Regions from separate parts of the Homo sapiens genome. Here region 2 is linked to region 1. Evidence: chromatin contacts called from ENCODE Hi-C or POLR2A ChIA-PET data. All regions are on one chromosome and are shown on one strand. Each heading gives the region's core, a stretch centred on a gene start or an enhancer-like site at or near the end of the contact. The rest is flanking DNA. Distances are from core to core; before and after follow the strand shown.

Region 1 (5,013 bases), core at 723-3,222:
TAGGCATCCCAAAATGCTAGGATTATAGGCGTGAGCCACCACGCCTGGCCCCAGTGAGGTTTTCTTTCTTTCTTTCTTTTATTTGATTATTTTTCTGAGATGGAGTCTTGCTCTGTCACCCAGGCTAGAGTGCAGTGGCGCGATCTTGGCTCACTGCAACCTGTCTCCCGGGTTCAAGCGATTCTCTTACCTCAGCCTCCCGAGTAGCTGGGATTACAGGCACCCACCACCACGCACGGCTAATTTTTGTATTTTTAGTACAGACGGGATTTCACCATCTTGGCCAGGCTGAGTCTTGAACTCCTGACCTCGAGATCCACCCGCCTTAGCCTCCCGAAGTGCTGATATTACAGGCTTGAGCCACCATGCCTGGCCCCCAGTGAGGTTTTAAAAGAGAAACTCGTTCTAGCAACTTAAATTGCCTTTGAGGAAGTCAGCTAACAGAGGAGGGGCCAGTCTAACTAGGTGTGTTTGGGCACTGCCTCCCCCAGCAGACTGTGAGCTCCTGGAGGATAGTGACTGGGAGAGGACGACCCCTCCCAACTACTCTCAGGCAGCTTTGCAGTGAACATTTCTTAAAGTCATGAAAGGGTCAGGTGTGATGGCTTACACCTGTAATCCCAATACTTTGGGAGGCCAAGGCAGGAGGATCGCTTGAGCCCAAGAGTTTGAGACCAGCCAGGGCAACATGGTGAAACCCAGTGTCTACAAAAAATTAGCTGGGCATGGTAGTGTGTGCCTGTAGTCCCAGCTACTTGGGAGGCTGACGAGGGAGGATCGCTTGGGTCCAGGGGACAGAGGCTGCAGTGAGCTGAGATGGTGCCACTGCACTGCAGCCTGGGCAACACAGCAAGACCTCGTCTTAAAAAAAAAAAAAAGCACTGGTCATGGTGGCTCATGCCTGTAATCCCAGTACTTGGGGAAGCTGAGGCAGGTGGATCACCTGAGGTCAGGAATTCAAGACCAGCCTGGCCAACATGGTGAAACCCCGTCTCTACTGAAAATACAAAAAATTAACTGGGCATGGTGGCATGCGCCTGTAATCCCTGCTACTCGGGGGGCTGAGACAGGAGAATCGCTAGAACCCGGGAGGTGGAGGTCGCAGTGAGCTGAGGTCACGTCACTGCACTCCAGCCTGGGCGACAGAGTGAGACTCCGTCTCACAAAAAAAAGAAAGCATGAAAGACTGCCTCCAGGAGAAGATAGTGTTTCCTGTGAGGTTTGATGCTGTCTCACTGGGAGACGCTGGAGGCCAAAAGGACATAGGGAAGATGGTGTCCTGCGGCCAGCCTTTCTGATGAACAACTTTTGGGAGTAACAGATCCGGGGACCCCAGAGCACGGCGGCCACGAGAGGGCACCACAGTCGCAGAATCGGAACTCCTGTGCTTTGTCTCGGGCTCTGGGTCCCAGCGGGGCCGCCCGGCGGAGCCAGAGACGTCACGGGGTCGCTGTCTCCGGAGCAGCCCCTGGGTGGCGCCAGAGGTCCAGCAGGCCCGGAGGCCGAGTCCGTGGGCAACTTGGGGAGCGTTGAGTCATCGCCTGTGATTAAGCATTTCTCTCCCTCCCCCTCCACTAGGTTTCAGAGGTGCCGGGAAGTCTGAGCCTTCGCCCTCCTGCTCTCCCTCCATGTCCACCTAGGAGGCTGCCTACACCTGGGCAAGGGCACCCGGGCTCGGCTGGATTTCCAGGAAGACCCACCCTATGACGACTGCCCCCACTCCCAGACCCTCCCCCCAGCCTGGGATTGAGCCCTGGGGATGACCCGGGGTTGGCAAGGGAAGAGCTGAAATCGCCCTGTCCTTGGGGACCCCACCCTTTGTGCCATCTGCCGTTTCCCTAGTGCTGGGCATCCAGTCAGCCCTCAATAAATGCTTATGAATGGATCAACAACAGACAAGCCCTGGTCTTGGGACAAGGTGTAGTGTGAACCTTGCTGGGAGTCCTGTACCTAGATCTCCCCTTCTCCTTCTTTGAGTTTCGGCACCCTGGGGTGCTGGGGTGAGCTGCTTTGTGCAGAGAAACACAAGTGGGTGCCTTGGGGTAGCTGGGGGGGTTCATGGCACCTCAAAGCCAGATCGACATCATGAGACCCTTTCTGTGGACATTTGGTCTTTCAGCCACCCCCTGCACTGACATGCAAGATGGGTGGACTCCTCCCATCCCACCCCCAGCTCCGTACTGGAGGTGGGGGCTTCATTTGAGGAAGAAATTGACACACAACTAGACAGAGCCCCCCCCCCCGACATCCTCATCACTAAGGAAGGTGAATGTTTATGTCACCATGGATGCCCCAGTGACAAGCCAGGCAGTTTAGAGCAAGGGAGGGACATTTAGGGGGCAGGGAATGGGACCATGTCCTGGGTGGGCTTGGGCAGGAGCAGAAGGATGGGGCTGTTCTGGCAGGGCGGGGGGGAAATGCATGTGGGGGAATCCCCACACCCCTGCCTGCCTCCTCCACCTCCAGATCTTGTCCTGTTGGGGCAACAGGTGGCAGTGCTCAGGAAGCCAGTGCGCCCACTGTGCAGTCCACATTCCTACCCCGCCCCCGTCCCACAAACCAGCCCTGAGGCCTGTGGTCTGGCAGCGGGGAGCAGGAATCGAGCTCTTTGCTGTCCCCTCTGCCCTTGGCTTTCCGACTTAAAAGACTTAAATTGGAACCGGAGGCCCTGGGGATGGGGGTGGGCTCTTGCAGACAGCTGGGTCGTGGAGGGGGAAGTGGGGAGGAGGAGAAAGAAAACAGAAGGATCCCAGCGGCTCCCAGGGTCTGGGAATGGAGTTACAGTTTCCTAGGGCAGAGCCGCTGGGGCTGGAGACCCGGGGAACTGGGCTTACACCAGGGCATGTCCTGGTGGACAGGGGGCTCACCTGGGTGTGAACCCACCCTGCTCTTTCCTCCCCTCCTGCATCAGGTCTCCAGGGTGTAAGGCTGCAGGGTGGGAGGAGGACCCCGCCTGAGCCATGGGAGCTGGGGTGCAGGAGTCACAGAGTGCTTCATGATGTCGAAGGTCCAGTCAGCCTTTCAGTGACAGATTTCACAGAGGCATTGTTTTCTGTAAACTGGGGATGACAGCAGCCCCTGTGGTTGCTAACAGGACTGTCATCTGGCTCGAGAGGCTTGCGTGGGATGAGAAATGCCACGACTTCAGCCATGTTTGCATCCATAACCTCCTGGGATGGCCTCCTTCCTGTCTGGGGCCCACAGGCAGCTTGTCCTGGAGGATGGGCCAAGCCACCGGAGCGCAGGACTCACCCTGCAGCTGGATGATCGCCCAGGGCGTCTCTTAGGCTTCGACCCGCGTGTATGCTCAAGAGCCTGCACACAGATGTGGGCACACAGTCACCCACCCCTGGAGATTCGCCCCCCCCTTGCTTTCCCAGGGAAGCTGAGGCATAAAACTCGTAGAGGGCGAGGAGGAGGAAGTGGGTAGAGAGGTTTGTGGGCGGAAGGTGAAGGAACTGAAGCCTCAGCCCCAAACAGCAGGTCACGGGGCCTCTACAGAATCATTTATTATGGGTCTTCCCAGAAGAAATAAAATGGAAATGGGGAGAAAGAAAACAAAGGGAGCTCTCTTCTCCTCCAGGAAAGAAACAAATTCTGAACCATCCATACTTGGCTCAGGACCCTAAAATTTGCAAATCCGGACAGGATGGGCCCTGCTCAGAGGTGGCCAGCTTCCTGGAGCCCAGGCCCGCTTGAAGTCACTGGGGCTGTGGGAGACACAGTTTCCCTCCCTGAAGCCAAGGGTGGCAAATGACCTTGACCCTGGCCAGGTGAGGCCAGGACCTCACGGCCTCCTTTGTGTTGTCCATGGAAGACCAACTTCCGGGCAACTGAAGGGAGGTTTGTAGGGTCCACTAGGACCCCCTGGAGCATCTTGGAGGAGGTCTGCGGACATGGGGGCTGGGTGGCAAAGGAAACACAGACCTCAAAGTGGCCTACAACTCCCTCCAGGGTGGGTCCCCTCGAGGGATATTCCCAGGCCCCTTGGAAGGGTAAGGCAGGGGGGCTTTGCCTCCCAGCTTTGTCTTCCGGTAGTTAAGGCGCTTGAAAGCTTCCAGGTCCCGGTGGGTGCCCATGATCAGCCGGCTGTGGGGGAAACACAGGCATGCGTGTGGGGCTCAGTGGTCACCAGGTGACAGAGGGGGCCGCGCCTCACAGCCACATGGTCACCAATGACTCAGGTGCACACACACGGCTCACACACGTGCACATAACCAGAAAGGGCCTGTTGTAGCACAGGCTGGGCCTGTTGCAGCCTTTCTTCAGAGCCTGTGTTCTGCAAAGGACGGGGGAGGGGGGCCACGGTGAGGACCCAGCAGCAGTGAGGTGCCTGACCCTCGCTGCCCACCTAGGGGCTTCACACTTCAGTCCCTCCCTGCTCCTCTGAGTCCCCACTGGCCTCCCGCAGACCCTGTGCCGTGAGTCCAAGCCCACCCCGTACTTCAGGTTGGAGAGCTCAACGATGAGGCCACGCACGACGTTGGTGGCATCCTCCATCCTGGAGGCCTCAGAGGCCTGGATCCCCACGAAGGTCCTGGCCAGCAGGGAAGGAAATTGAGAGTGGCCCGACCTCACTGGACTACCAGAGCTCTCCAGTGGGAGGGGCTTCCGCAGGGCCTCGCGCCATCTTTTCCAGGTGTCCAGCCTGTCCTCCTCTGTTCACGACAGAACCCTGATGGCCAACCCAGCTGGCTCCACTGCCCAGCAGGCCCAGAACCCAACCGCTTCTCCCCTACCTGCCCTGCCCTCTCAGGACGCTGCTGCCACCGCCTCCCTATCTCCTGCCCCTGTGGCTTGTCCCCCACAGGCACTGGGGGCTGTGAACTTGGAAACCTAGCTCAGAGGCAAGCCCTCTCCTCCCGCAGCTGTGCACCACCTGCCTGCCCCGTGCCCTCCCCTCATCCCCCGCTTCTCCCCTCCCCTCGGCTCTAGCCACACTAGACTCCTGGCCATTCCTTGAGCACCTCTCAGGATTCTGGAATGTTCTTTCCCAAATGTCTCCTCCTGGTG
Region 2 (5,013 bases), core at 1,612-4,111, 130 kb before region 1:
TAAGTCAAATGCATACAACCCAAAACAGTATAGCTCAGAGGACAAGGGAACAAGGTTTAGCATGAGCAGTTGTAGGTCAGCTCCTCCACCCCTCACTAACTGTGCGACTTAACCTCTCTGGGCCTGTCTCACCATCTGTAAAACAGAAATGATGAAAAGTATCTACCTTCTAGGGGCATTCTATGAGATTATGCATGTGTGAGTGAGCACCAAGCATTGCTCAGTGGTGCCTAGTGGGTAGTGAGCACTCAGTATGCAGCACCATGACTATGTAAGAATTCATTTGTTAGTAGAGCCCGGCTTTAGAACAGAGATGGAACCTGGCACCGAATAATAAAGCATGGGGAGGCCGGGCGCAGTGGCTCATGCCTGTAATCCCAGCACTTTGGGAGGCCGAGGTGGGCAGATCACCTGAGGTCAGGAATTCAACACCAGCCTGGCCAACGTGGAGAAACCCCGTCTCTACTAAAAATACTAGCTGGGTGTGGTGGCGCATGCCTGTAATCCCAGGGCTGAGGCAGGAGAATCGCTTGATCCCGGAAGGAAGGTGGAGGTTGCGGTGAGCCAAGATTGTGCCTTTGCTCTCCAGCCTGAGCAACAAGAGCAAAACTCCATAGATAGATAGATAGATAGATAGATAGATAGATAGATAGATAGATATAGATATATAGATATCTATAGATCTATAGATATCTATATATATATATATAGATATATATATATATCAGGAGGAATAGTAGTAATATTGTCATCACTTCTCACCCTGTCTTTGATAAATTGCCAGTTGAAGTGTCTGCTTCATCACTGAGAAAAGAGTGTGTTCTTTCCTCTCTGAATCCCCAGGACCAGACATATAGCAGGTGTCCAATGAACAGCTCAGCTGTTGAATGAACAAATAGATTCTGTTAGGCCCTACAAGGCATAAAAGTAAATTCAGTCTGGGCACAGTGGCTCATGCCTGTAATCCCAGCACTTTGGGAGGCCAAGGCGGGCAGATCATCTGAGGTCAGGAGTTTGAGACCAGCCTGGCCAACATGGTGAAACCCCATCTCTACTAAAAATACAAATATTAGCCAGGCATGGTGGCGGGCACCTGTAGTCCCAGCTACCTGGGAGGCTGAAGCAGGAGACTCACTTGAACCTGGGAGGCAGAGGGTGTAGTGAGCTGAGACCACACCACTGCACTCCAGCCTGAGTGACAGTGAGACTCCGACTCAAAAAAAAAAAAGTAAATTCAAAAGCCATTCACCTGTGCAGAAGGCAGGGCCAGGCTAATCTGAAGGCTCTAAGAGAAGTATCCACCCACTTCTTCTGTAAAAGGCCAGATGGTAAATATTTTAGATTCTTTGGGCTCTCTCTTCCTCTGTGGCAACCACTGAATTCAACCCTGTTGCAGACATAGACAATAGATAAATGAATGGGCCCGGCTGTTTGTAGGTAGGTGAAAAATGGCTTCCCTTCACCTTTATAGGTTCTTTGGCTGGGCTACGAATTAAATTGACATGTAAACAGACAGGGCAAAAGCCATATTTAATTATGTACCTATGCAGGGGAGTCCCACAAAATACAAGACTCCAAAAAGGATCAGAGAGGCTGGGCCCAGTGGCTCATGCCTGTAATCCAGGCACTTTGGAAGGCCAAGGCAGGCAGATCACCTGAGGTTGGGACTTCCAGACCAGTCTGGCCAACATGGTGAAACCCCATCTCTACTAAAAATACAAAAAATAGCCGGGCGTGGTGGAAGGTGCCTGTAATCCCAGCTACTCGGGAGGCTGAGGCAAGAGAATCACTTGAACCTGGGAGGTGGAGAGCGCAGTGAGCTGAGATCACGCCATTGAACTCCAGCCTGGACCACAGAGCAAGACTCCCTCTCAAAAAAAAAAAAGTATCAAAGAAAAGAATAGGGGTTTGGGGCTTCTGGGAGGATGGTGGTAACACAAGTTATGGGAGGGTAAGGGGAGAAATTGTATGATGGAGAAAGTCTGTCTTGTTAAGCAAATAAAAAAGTCTTGCAGGTAATAAAAGTTGTCTCAGAGCAGCCCTCAGAAGGATACATGATTGGGAATGGTTTCACTCTTCCCTAGTTAATAAGATCGTAGGAAAGCATTCCTCTTTCTGTCTTTAGGCAGATAAGAGAAATTCAGAGAAAACCTCTCCTTCCCTGCATTTGCTGTTCCCCCAAGTGCCCTTATTTTGAAGCAATCAGCAGACAAAAGCGCATATCCCTGTGTTCCAATGAAATTTTATTTACGTACGCTGAAATTTGAATGTTTTATTTTCATAAGTCGTAAAATAGTTTTTCCCCCACCTAACTATTTAAAAATGCAAAAACAGAGCAGTGGTTCACGCCTGTAATCCCAGCACTTTGGGAGGCAGGAGGATTGCTTGGGCCCTGGAGTTCGAGACTAGCCGGGGCAACATAGTAAGACCTTGCCTGTGCAAATAATTTTTCTTGAGACGGAGTCTTGCTGTTGTTGCCCAGGCTGGAGTGCAGTGGCGCGATCTCGGCTCTTTGCAACCTCTGCCTCCCGGGTTCAAGCAATTCTTTTGCCTCAGCCTCCCAAGTAGCTGGGACTACAGGGGCCCGCCACCACACCCTCGCTGACCGGCTGCAGCGCGCAGGACAGCACGCCTGGGAGGGCGGTGCCAGGAGGCGGGCCTCGGATTGGGCCTCACGTAGTGGGCTGGACAGAGGATGGAGCCTCTTGGCGTAAGCGCGGTTGGGCGGGGCATTCCTGGATTGGCCCACTCCGGCGTCGCAGAACGCTTGGCGTATCGTCCTTCAGCCAATCAGCGTGGAGCTGCTGCCTCGCCCCGCCTCACGCCGGCGTCCTGGGGGCGCGGAGAGGGCGCCCAGGTTCACCGCGCTCTCAGCGCGCACTTCCGGGCACGGTCAGGGCGTGACGTCGGGAGGAGGGCAGGTAAGTGCCGGCGGGCGGAGGAGCGGGGAGGGCCGGGGGTCCGGCAGCCGCCTCACCCTGGCCTCGGAGCTGCCCGGCGCGCCCTTCCGCGTCGGGGGACGCGGAGCTGAGGACCCGATTTAGATGCCCGGAGCCGGCCCAGGTCCCAGCCAGGACCAAAGTCCCTGAGGCCCCAGCTGAGACCTCTGACCCAAGTGCCCGGGACCCGGTCCCATCCTAGCCCGGATCCATATTATGCCTGAAGGGTCCTGGGTTTTTGCATCGGGAAAATGGGACCAATAAGTCCCTATCTCACCAGATTTTATAAAAATGATTCTTGTAAAACCGTGAGCAGCAGAAATGACTAAACTGCCAAACGTTTAACTCGGCGTCAGGCGCTGCCCTGAATGCCTTAACCAGCCATTTTTACACATAAGGAAAATGAGGCTTAGAGAGAGAAAACAATTTGCCCCAAGTCAAGCAGATAGGAAGCAGCAGGGTGGAGCTCCGAGCCCAAGCCGTAAGCCCAGGACAAACAGGGTCGGTAATTACTTTTGCACCAAGGACCGGAGATATCTACACGCCCACCCGATAGCCCCGTCTGCCATTTACTGGGGTAACAAAACCATCTTAAGACACACACACACCCTCGAGCTCCTGTAAACGGAGTATTTGCTCTTTGCAGGCTCTTCCCGTGGGTTAGTTGATTCACAGCATCCCCAGAAAGTCAGTCTTGTCGTCGTCATTCGCCCTTTACCGGTGACGAAATACAAGCCCAGGGAAGCGCAGTCACTGACCAAGGTCACCCAGCTGATGAGGAGTGGAGCTGGGATTCAAGCCCAGGGAGCCGTGTCCCCTAACGCCTCAAGGGGCACTTAGCTATTTTGTTGGCAAAAGTATTTTTAGGTTGGAAGGGACCTTGGAATAATCCAATCTAAAGGACACACTTTATAGTTGGAGGATACAAGACTAAGGTGAGGGTAGAACAGTTTATATCCGGGACTTTGCACCACTGCCTCACCACCTCACTACACCACTCCCACTCCATCAGAAGCTCTTCCATCAGCTTCTTTCTTTCTTTTTGTTGGAGACAGAATCTCACTCTTGTCACCTTGGATGGAGTGCAGTGGCGTGATCTCGGTTCACTGCAACCTCCGCCTCCCAGATTCAAGCGATTCTCCTGCCTCAGCCTCTCCAGTAGCTGGGATTACAGGCGTACGCCACCAGGCCTGGCCAATTTTTGTATTTTTAGTAGAGACAGGGTTTCACCATGTTGGCCAGGCCGGTCTTGAACTCCTGACCTCAAGTGATCCACCTGCCTCAGCCTCCCAAAGTGCTGGGATTACAGGCGTGAGCCACCGAGTCCGGCCCCCAAGAATGGTTTTAAATTTTCTAGTAGTTGGGGAAAAATCAAAAGAATAATACTTTGTGACATGACGATTATGTGAAATTCAAATTTCTGTGTCCATCAATAAAATTTATATTGGCATGCAGCTACGCCCGTTCATTTATATATTGTTTGGGACTGATTTCTAGCTATGAAAGCAGAGTTGAGTTGTTGGGGCAGAGATAATCTGGCCTAAAAAGCTAGAAATACTTATTTTCTGGCCCTTGACAGAGAAACTTTGCCAATCTCTGTTCTAGAATACCCTTCACTGCTTCACAGAGTCTCTCTTTAGTGTAAACTAGAACTTCTTTCTTTTTTTTTTTTTTTTTTGAGATGGAGTCTCGCTCTATCGCCCAGGCTGGAGTGTGGTGGCGCAATCTTTGCTCACTGCAAGCTCCGCCTCCCGGGTTCACGCCATTCTCCTGCCTCAGCCTCCCGAGTAGCTGGGACTACAGGCACCCGCCACCACGCCCAGCTAATTTTTTGTATTTTTTAGTAGAGACGGGGTTTCACTGTGTTTGCCAGGATGGTCTCGATCTCCTGACCTCATGATCCACCCGCCTCGGCCTCCCAAAGTGCTGGGATTACAGGCGTGAAGAACTTCCTTCTATATGACCTAAAAGCCTCCCTTCCAAACATGAGAGGGGGTCTCACCACCCCTAGTTTGAGGAGCCCCTGCATTTCCCACCTGTGTCACCTGCACTGACTGTGACCCTTATGGAGCCT

Evidence for each region. A loop is a pair of places that touch in the nucleus more often than their neighbours do. ChIA-PET counts read pairs that join two places held with the same protein, here RNA polymerase II (POLR2A). Pooled maps may share reads with other maps.
Region 2: a pooled map shows a loop between it and region 1 (3-fold over the local background). The contact joins the promoter of YJU2B here to the enhancer-like site in region 1. A Hi-C loop is called at or near these places in 5 of 50 pooled maps. POLR2A ChIA-PET finds 5 or more read pairs at or near these places in 7 of 52 experiments (A549, AG04450, B cell and 4 more).

The regions. Positions count from the first base shown.
Region 1 is chr19:13,878,864-13,883,876 of GRCh38, forward strand. NANOS3 (nanos C2HC-type zinc finger 3) reads left to right here. Exons shown (of 2, transcript NM_001098622.3): 2 at 1,579-1,894. The coding sequence ends at 1,640. BRME1 (break repair meiotic recombinase recruitment factor 1) reads right to left here. Exons shown (of 9, transcript NM_001345843.2): 8 at 4,445-4,537; 9 at 3,485-4,089. The coding sequence ends at 3,939. Among named protein-coding and RNA genes, the nearest start is that of NANOS3, 4.2 kb to the left of the region's middle. RefSeq lists enhancers at 1,133-1,282, 2,406-2,495, 3,086-3,235, 4,061-4,906. Within about 2 kb of position 1,973, at least 17 of the 41 ENCODE cell types and tissues checked have a DNase peak (open chromatin) inside an H3K27ac peak, as active enhancers do.
Region 2 is chr19:13,745,034-13,750,046 of GRCh38, forward strand. It overlaps YJU2B (YJU2 splicing factor homolog B), which reads left to right and starts at 2,862. Exons shown (of 10, transcript NM_030818.4): 1 at 2,862-2,921. RefSeq lists a silencer at 2,843-3,152.